Regions from separate parts of the Mus musculus genome. Here region 1 is linked to region 2. The links are chromatin contacts, found by Hi-C or POLR2A ChIA-PET in ENCODE. All regions are on one chromosome and are shown on one strand. Each heading gives the region's core, a stretch centred on a gene start or an enhancer-like site at or near the end of the contact. The rest is flanking DNA. Distances are from core to core; before and after follow the strand shown. Region 1 holds the start of Traf3ip3 (TRAF3 interacting protein 3). Region 2 holds the start of Utp25 (UTP25 small subunit processome component).

The links. A loop is a pair of places that touch in the nucleus more often than their neighbours do. ChIA-PET counts read pairs that join two places held with the same protein, here RNA polymerase II (POLR2A).
Region 1: a map of v-Abl transformed pro-B cells shows a loop between it and region 2 (2.6-fold over the local background). The contact joins the promoter of Traf3ip3 here to the promoter of Utp25 in region 2. A Hi-C loop is called at or near these places in 5 of 37 maps with a recorded cell type or tissue (T-helper 2 cell, heart, regulatory T cell and 1 more). POLR2A ChIA-PET finds 5 or more read pairs at or near these places in 1 of 5 experiments (Patski).

What each region holds. Positions count from the first base shown.
Region 1 is chr1:193,200,033-193,204,788 of GRCm38, forward strand. It overlaps Traf3ip3 (TRAF3 interacting protein 3), which reads right to left and starts at 1,514. Exons shown (of 16, transcript NM_153137.4): 1 at 1,263-1,514; 2 at 861-966.
Region 2 is chr1:193,128,097-193,133,072 of GRCm38, forward strand. It overlaps Utp25 (UTP25 small subunit processome component), which reads right to left and starts at 2,155. Exons shown (of 12, transcript NM_145415.2): 1 at 1,948-2,155; 2 at 1,395-1,434; 3 at 171-450. The coding sequence starts at 2,054.

The sequences.
Region 1 (4,756 bases), core at 264-2,763, 71 kb after region 2:
AAATGCCCCAGGGAACGCCAGACTGTAGGACAGAGAATGATCAATTTTGCCCTCTGACTCCCCTACTCCCACTCTCAGTTCTGAACAGGGCTTGTAGCTCCATCTTGGAATAATTTTACTGTGGTTCCTGTAGTCTCTGAGTTTGGGTTACAAGGACAAAACACTTCTGTGTGGTCTGGATGTAATCATCAACTCAATTAGGTCAGACAGGAAGTCAAAGAACAGGTAGGTGAAGAAAGGAGATGCCATTATAAGTGTGAGGGCTTAGGCTCCCCACTGTGGGACTTACCAGAGGGAGCTCCCAGGTTCCCTACCTTCCAGACGGGAAGAAGAAAGGTCTGAGGGGTTGAGAACAGGTCTGTGAGGATGTCTCTTCCTGTTCTCCATCTATTGTCTGTAGGGCCACTGAAATATGGCTATTTTACTCTCTGCATCATTAGGTCTTAATGCTTAGGAAGTTGCAATAGGAATGGCTCCCTAGAGAGAGGAGTGTCTCCAAACCCATAGCCTTCTACACCTCCTGGGGTGTGGCGTGACACCTGTATGGAACCACACAGCCTTCTAGGATGGTGGGATCATCCTGGCTTGCTTTAACGCAAGTAGGCTATGGAAAGTCTGATGGACAGGGACAGGCTATAGAAAAAAAGGAACTGGTCCTGTAGTTCAGAAAAAGGTCACAAGGCCACTGCCCAGGATTTCTGTAGTTTCTGAGGTACCCCTGGCCAACATGAAAGGGCCTAGTTAGAGCTCGGAGGAAGGGCTAGTACTGGCTAGGGAAGGCTCTCCTTCCTGCACAGGAAGACAGCAGCACACTGCCCCTCAACTACAGACATGTTGACTTGCCACAGTTTTGCACCTACCTCCTGGCTGTGTATGCAGAGGAGATGATGGGTGGCTTCCTACACGAATCTGGCCTTCTTAGTTCAGAGTTCTCAGCGGGAGCTGAAGAGCCTGTTACAGGGATCCCTACATTGAAGGGATTGGGAAAAGTCATTTAATTTGTGTTATGGATGCAGAGCACACCAACACCAAGCCATGCAACTCACACCTAACCGAAGCCATCAGACGGAGCAGAGCTGGGAGCCATACCCTGTGGTTGCCTGAGGTCTCTAGCACAGGATGTTTTTTTGTCATACAAGCCCCATCGAGTACATTCTACCACCTGCTGCTACGCAGGAGGCTGGCATGGCAGAGCGTATTCTGCCCCACCCTAAGTCAGCAGATCCAAACCAAGATCCCAAAGCATCTTCCTCCACAGTTACCTCAAGTCCCAGGTTCTGTCTCAAGTGTCTCAGGAGAGCCTTCAGCCCTTTCTTTCTAGGTCTCTCTGGTCTCAGAAGGCTGGGGAAGCTGTCAAGCCGAGTTTCTGAAGAAGTTTCTAAACCCCCTCACCATTTTCTTCTTATACTGACGTTATTTTCGCACAGCAGCATGCTGAAACAGGAAACACAAGCCACAGTGTTCACAAACCTCAGTTCCTCTCCTTGCCCTTAGCAATTTGAGAGGGCCCCTGCACTCTTGGGGCCTCCAGGGCTGGTGAGGAAGTCCACCCAGGCACCCACTCTCCAACTACCTGATTGGTCTGCTCTCTGGCAGTTTCAGCCCAGTATTCACTTCCTCTGGTTGGTGCTGTAGCTCGGTAGGTAGAGTGCTTACTTGCCTAGCAAGCACAAAGCCCTAGACTCCACCCCCAGCATTAAAAGCCAGACCTGAAACCCCGGCATTCAGGAAGTAGAGGCAGGAGGACCAGGAGGTCAAGATCATCCATATTGAGTTCAAGGCTAGCCTGAGCTACATGAAACCCTGTTTAAAAAAAAATGTTTTTCTAGGACTACACAGGGATGAATTCTGGGCCATATCTATACCTTGCCACTTCTGTGGTAAGACCCAGGAGGGATGTTTCTCATACCATCTAGCTGTTTGGAGTCTCTTTTTCCCAATACTGGCATTGGGTAGAGTCTCCTGTGGTCTGAAGGATCTGTGTGTTTTGTGGAGTTCCAGATCCTTGAGGGCATCCTGGATTCATGTCTTTATGAGGCAGTGTGGAGGGGTGAAATATGGAGGGCTAGAGGGCAGAAGGCAGGTAGCCAAAAGAATCTGAAAAATCCCAGTGAATTGAACTAAGAAATTTTGGGAAAAATTAAAGAGAACTGATACATTAAAAAGAAACTTACAAATGGGAAATCCCAGAGCAACTCAGGATAGATAAACAGGAAACTGAGTTTGTACAAGTTCAAGGACTGCTCTGCAACCTTCTGAACAAGCCACTCAGTATGGAGACTATACAGTTCGAAATGTGTGAGGCAGGTGTGAGACAGGTGTGAGGCAGGTGTGAGACAGGTATGAAGCAGGTGTGAGGCAGATAATGATATATTCAAGTAGCTAGGATAAGTTTTGTTAACATGGAGAACTTATCACAGTCCTCTTCATGACTGCTATTTCCTCATTCTCTTAAGAGAAAAAGTCAAGAAGTAGGCAGGAAGGAAGCACGCAGGCCAGATTCTTATACTAGAACCCAGACCAAGGAGGCTCCTAGGGTGAGAAATACCCGAGAACACAGGGAGACAGGAGATTGTATCAGAATTGCCATAGATCCTTTTGGACTTTATTAAAAACTATATAGAAATGTATACAGAGATCAAATTCTTATCTATGGCTGGGTACTCTTTGGGTGCTATACTCATGCTACTGGGACTAATGTTAATGCAAGTTCAAAGTCACATAGCATGGGTTCATGAGTACATGGGTACATGAGTGCATGAGTGCATGGGTGCATGAATACATGAGTGCATTACCAGCCCAAGTAATTTATTCTAGAATAAAGCTCCAGGTACTTTTATTAGTCTACTAGTGGTATCTATCTATCTATCTATCTATCTATCTATCTATCTATCTATATGCTGTGGTTTGGATCCCCCAAAGTTCCACATCTCAGAGCCTAGCTCCCCACCTCAGCACTGCTGGAAGGTGCTAGAATCTTGGGAATGGGCTTATTGGGAGGCAGTTAGACTGTTGGTAGTGTGTCCTCAGAGGGGAGAGTCCATCTAGGCTCTTCTCTCCACTTTTTACTTTCTAGTCATGAGGTGAGCTTTTGCCCTATCACGAAGTTCTGCTCTGCTGTTCACCTCATCACAGGCCTGGAAACGTCTGAGGTAACTGATCATGGAATGAACCTTCCAAACTTCTCTCTTCATAACTTATTTTTTGGGGGAGTTTGTTAAGGCGAGGGAAAGCTGATTGACAAACCTTGAGTCTGTCAGGAGGTCTGGGGTAGGCAAACTGTTGTTAGTCTTTCGAAGACTTTGCTCTTTAGTCTTTCAAGGATTTTGCTGGTCACTTTTAAATCAGATGTCCACACATCTCAGAGGTGGTCCAACATCCAGTCATTGGGTGGGAGCAATAGTATTCATCCCCTACATTTACAAGGTTGTCTGCTATGCTACATGGAGCTAGTTGCAGTCCACATCTGTGGCAGATCAGGCACTCAGCCCTCTGTGGGGTCTGTGTGGGCCTTGTTGGTGGAGTGTCATTTAGACATAAAAATCTCGGTTTTCTGTATAAGAAGGGTTCACGGTAGACAAGATCTGTGTTTGTTGTATAGATTCTGTGAGGTGACTGCCTGTTATCAAGAACTATTTACTATCCATCCAACTTGCATGAGGCTGAGTTTCATCTGTAGTACCACATAAATTGATCATGGTGGTGTATACATATAATCTCAGAGCTCTGAATGTGGAGGCAGGAAGATTAGGAGTTCAAGGTCATTCCTTGCTGCATAGGGAGTCTGAGGCCAGCCCATATACCCTACATGAAAAAAAATTACATTACAGCCAGAGCCACAACCTTGTACAAAGCCCATTGCAACCTCACACACACAGTCATATGCATGCCACATACACACGTATATATCTAGTAACACATGCACATGTGTGTGGGCATGTACACACACACACACACACACACACACCTTACAGCTTCTGAAAGGGCATCTGGCCTGTTTAATCTTGGACAGCTGTCACCCTTGTTATTGACCTTTGCCACTGGGATAATTTAAGAGCTCTCATCTAATCCCCCTTTGCTTGCCGCACCTCCAACTGCCTTGTGGTTTACTGTAGCATGTGTGTCCCTGACACAGCACTTGTCCTGAATCAGCATAGCTAATGCATCTCTCTCTGCTGTTTAGCTCAACAGTGCTGAAGACCCAAAGGCTTGCCATAGTGCACCTATATCAGGATCTGTTCTTAGGATCCAGCATTGCAAAGGGCAAGTTACTTTTTTGTCCTAATATGATAAGAGGGGGCACACTAAGCTTTAATTTTATCATCCTTCAGGATATATCCTCAGGCCTGGAGAGGGGTTTATCATGGATAGATGGGTATACACATATGTAGTAACTGACAGAAAAGCGAAGTTAAGGTAGACTGAAAAAGGAGGCCTTCCAGCCAACACAGGACACACTGCTGTCAGTTTTCAGAGCATCATCTCAGTGTCTTTCTTCCCTCCTCTGTGACAAGGAAGAAAAGCACACGAGTTAAAATTTCCCCTCATCCTGAAGGGCTGTTTTCTATACTGGGAAGTGTCCCACTTTTTCAGGGCCCAGCCTAAGCTCCCACCTCTTCTTCTAGGTAGTGCTTGAACTAACAAGCAGTACTTGGAGACTAAGATAATGACATTGCTTACTTATGGACAGATTTATATAAATTACCAAGTTAGCAAATCATCCTTTATAAAAATACGAAATGCTTCCACTCCTTGC
Region 2 (4,976 bases), core at 905-3,404:
CCCAAAGAGTAAGCCAACAGCATTTTCCTGATGAGAGGGTCCTGTGTTCCCATCAGAGTCTCAAAAGCTAACCCAACCCAACAAGGCTGAATCTCTGCCTTGGAACCACATGCTCTCACTCAGCCCACACAACACAGAATGAAGAGGACAGGCCGGCCCCAGGCACTTACGTTCCTGTGTCTCAGCAGCCTCCTCAGCAGCCTCCGAGACAGCAGCTTCTCCCACACTGCCATCCTCACTGCCAGCTTCCTCATTCATTTCTGCATCACCTACAGCACTGTCATCTTCCTCTTCCTCTTCCTCCTCCTCCTCCTCCTCCTCCTCCTCCTCCTCCTCTTCCTCTTCCTCAGAAACATTCTTTAATGTAGCAAGCAGTCTGTGGTACCCTGAAACGTGCTCTTGTTCACTCTCTGATTCACTTTCAGAATGTGAAGAATCTGAACTCTCTGGCTAAAGAAAAATGAGAAATTAATATATATATATATTGTTGTCAAAATAAAAATAAGAAAGAAAATGTGAGAAATACATATTAGTGGAATTTCCTCAACCACAAAGAAGGAAATTATATCACATGCAAGGGGATGGATAGAATGGGTGATAAGGAAGTAAAAATAAGTCAGACTAAAGACAAGTAATATTTTCTCTTGCACAAGGAAACTAGATTTAAAAGAAATTAGAAGTCATGAAATCAAAAGGACAAGAATTTGGGAAGAGGAAAGGGATGAGCAGAGATGGAAGACAAACAGTCAAAGGAAGGAAATGAATACGATCAGATAATTTTGACTGGAAAAGTCCTTAGGAAACCCGCTACTTTGTATAATGAATATACATTAACTCACAGACAAAACAAAAATCCCTATGAGCTTTTCAGCAAATATTACAGTCTCATCTCTTGAACCAAGCCGGGCATGAAACTTAAATAAAACAGTTAACCAAGCTATGGTTCTAATTGACATCAGCTGCACGTGGAAAGAAAACTGACTTTTCAAACAAAATTTCAGGTTATGAGTTTTAACTTACATCTCAGACATCAGGTTTCATGTTGCATGATGTAAGAGGAGAATTACAAGCAAGTGTCACTGTCTGAGTCTCCGGGCCCCTTGTCCATTTTATACTGTGTGAAGCCTTTCATGCACAAGGAGCCAGCACTCTGATGAACCCCTTCCACAGAACTTAAGACAGTGTCATGGGGTAGTTTCCAACCATAGCCTCTCTCATCACATGGTAATTTCTACAGCTGTCTCCATCACTTACAACCAATTGGGTAGCATTACTAAAATCACAGCTCACACCCAAAACAGAGAAACACGGGGATGCAAACCAAACTTTACGTTTACACCCAATCTTAAAGGTAACAACCCAATTCCAACTACTATAAAGAAAAAAAGCATTACCAGCTGACAAATCTGCGGCTTGGCTTCCTTCTTGGAAACCCTAAAATAGAAATAGATAACATTAAACTTTAGCTGCTAGTTCGTAACAATCACGAAAAGGCATAATGATTCTGCTTTAAATGAATACCAAAAAAAAAAAAAATGTCCAATACAGGATAATATCCAGTCAGTGTAAAAAATGAAATTCTGCATGCACAAGGGCAGAGATGATCAGCAGACAAAAGGGTAACAGACAAGAGAGCTCAATGACATCTCTTAAGAAAGGATAAGTCAGAAACTGGCTTTTAACGGCACACCGGGGTTCACCTCTCAGGGCCAACTTTATCTCCCGACCTCCCGTCCTGTTTTTGGAGACCCTTACGCGGCCCTGGCTGGGCTAAGCTGCGATTTCGCGCCTGAGCCCGCGCGTGCTCGGATGACAGGCAGCACGGCCCGCGGTCTCAGCAGGTCCCGGTGCAGAGCGCACCTCCGCAGCGGGGTTCCCGTCCTGCACCGACCGGACCCGGCTCAACTCGGCCGGAACCAGCCCTCCCGGCGGCCCGCGCACCCCGACCTGTCGTAGAAGGGGTGCTCCTCGCCGAAGTCGCGGAGGTGCTTCTTCTGCTTCTTGGTCATGGTGCTGAGCATCTGGCTGCGGCCCCGGTTCCGGCGTTTGCCCATAGCGGAAACGTCAAGCTCGCCACAAACAAACAAACAAAACACAAGGTTCCCAGTGGCAAGTTGTCGCTGTCGCACGTGGGCACGCTGGCTTTACGGCGGAGGCGGGAGCCGTAAAGCAAAGCTGCTTTACGCCCAGAGAGTACGACAGGCGTTACACCCTCTGGTCGCTATACTGCCCCCTGCCGGAGCGCCTCTAGCACATAGGCGTGTCTACGCATGCGTGATCGGAACACCAGCTCCTAGGGCTGCAGGGACTGGCTGTCTTTCCGGGATGGAGTGGCTTGCTTTGTGCTTATCTTTTACCTTTTTTTTTTTTTTTTTTTTCTCCAAAATTGAGGAGGACGAGGTTGGTGGTCCTTTGTCCCTCTCCCAGGAGCTAAGAACTGAACCCAGGACCTTGCACTGGTTTTCAAGCACTAAGCGAAATCCACAACCGCGTGGTTCGCTTTGATATGTCAATGTATGCTAGCAGAAATGGTTGAATGCTACTCAGAAGAATAAGGACCATCGCTTAAGGGTGCCCGCACACCCCACTTAACGGCACACTGTCCAGACGGATCTAGCGAGTCAGTCTGTTGAGAAAGATGCAGACACCGATGCTTAGCAAGAAAGATCATTCATTAGTCTCTGGGAGTATGTGAGGTGATCCTCTCCTGACATTGCTTCTTTAACAAAAGCAGAAACACACAAGATAAAGTAGGATCTTGTATGTGTTATCACCCAAACGAGTGAAACTGTACATTTAAAGTTGATGTGTATTAGCCTGAGTGTGAGTAATAGCCTAAACGGGCCAGGGGCGTTGCTCGCTCATATGTAGGGTGCTTAGCCAAGGTACTTTTCAAATCCTGGGGTTTGATCTTTAACACTGAGCAAAACAAACCCACACAGCAAATAAACTAGTGGTGACTCACACCTGTGATCTCAGTCCCCGGGAGGCCGAGGCAAGAGAATGAAGTGTTAGAGACCTTTACTTAAAAAATAAAATTGAGCCGGGCATGGTGGCACACGCCTTAAATCCCAGCTCTTGGGAAGCAGAGGCTGGCAGATCTCTGTGAATTTGATGTTACCCAGGGAAAATAAAACAAGACCCAACTTCTCTAAATAAACAAAGGAACGAACAAAAATAGCTGAGGCCTGTATTTCAAGGACACACAGCAATAGGTGAGGCTGTTTGACACCACACAAAGACATACTTCCCTTCAAAACTAACCGAGGTTCAATGTAAACAAAGTACTAGCTCCAGCTTAGACTCAAAGCACAACTGGAGACATCGAAACATCTTTCTGTGGAAGAGTAGGGGTTTACTCAGGTCCACCTGTCCGCCCTCTGTTCCAGGGTCATCTACTACTAATAATTAGGGTGGGAGTGGGAAAGCCAGTGGTGGTGGGGGACAACCCCCCCCCCCCAGCAAAAAAGTATCAAAAGCCATGCAAACAGAAAGGGTGGTAGCCAGCACCTGGCCTGGCCTAGGAACTCATTAATAGACATCTGTCTTCTGTCTAGTTGAAAGGTATAGTCACTTAGATAAACAAAAGGCTGTTTGCAAAGTGTCCTCACAGGTTTTATGGCTCTGGTGACCGTGTAACCTGGCTCTAACCAATAAAAGCCATACTTTTTTCTCCTTTTACTGCACCCCAAGGGCCCTACCCCACACCCCCAGACATGCAGTTTCGTGTTCTTCCAGAGATCTCATCAGAAGCTGAAGGTTCCAGCACTTGAGGTGACTCTTGCTCTCACGTGGTTTCCAGCATGCAAATCTAGACTATTCCCAGTTTTAGGCAAAAATTCACCCTATCTCCATCCAAGTAGTCTCAGCATTGGCTTGCTGACTATTGGAAAAGAAGTCCCTTTCTTTCAAAGTATTGATAGTCACCTTCAATAAGGTTGACGGAGGGCCTATGTGACTATAACCTGACGGTTAAGAATTTAGCCATTGTCTCTATACCTCTGTGGAAGCTCTCTATGAGCACACATGTGCACATACATGTATACACATGACCTCCCCCCCCCACACACATACCTGGGAAGTTTTAATAAAGACAGGTTTTTCCCCTCCTTTTTTCTCTCTTTCTACTCTTAGAACTCATTTCTCTCCCCTAGGATATCCTTTTATGTATTCAAACTCAAAGTCTTTTCAGAGTTAACAGTAGTTCAGGAAGTGAGTTCTATGTTACTGTACAAAGAAATGCTAGTGGGTTTTAAGTTACTGTTCCTGGGCTGTTTGAAGTGAGGTGGGTAAAGGGCAAGAATATTCTTTAAGAAAAGAGCATTCAGAATACTCAGGAAGGCTTAATAATTTAAAAGAAAAAAGTTCCACAGAAATTTTCAAATACAATAAATAAAAAACTTGACAAAAAGATATGATAGACTTCACAGGCCTGCTACTCAGCCTCAGGGATTACCCATGAGCCTCAGGGATTACCCATGAGCCTCAGGGAACACCCATGAGCTTCACACAATTACCCATCAGCCTTGATATTACCCATCAGCCCCAGCAATTACTCCCTGAAGGCTACCCATTTTACATTTATTGCTCTACACCCTACAAATTTTGAAGCAAATTGTAATAATTATTTAATCTGTAAATATTTTAGTATACTTTTGTAAAAGACTGTATGATCTACAGAGGGAGTTCTGGACAGTCAAGGCTACACAGAGAAACCCTGTCTTGAAAAACCAAACCAAACCAAACCAAACTCACAAAGTAAGATGAAAATGATTGAGAAAGACACCCAATGTTGACCTGGGACTTCCACTTGTACACACACATACACACACACACACAGCACTACACAATAAATAAAATGTTAACACAAGAGCACATCAGAGAGCGAGCCATCAAAGATCAAAGGAACAATTTAGATGTCTGAGTTCCTAGTTTGTTAAGACTATGGGGAAAGTGTGTGTGTGTGTGTGTGTGTG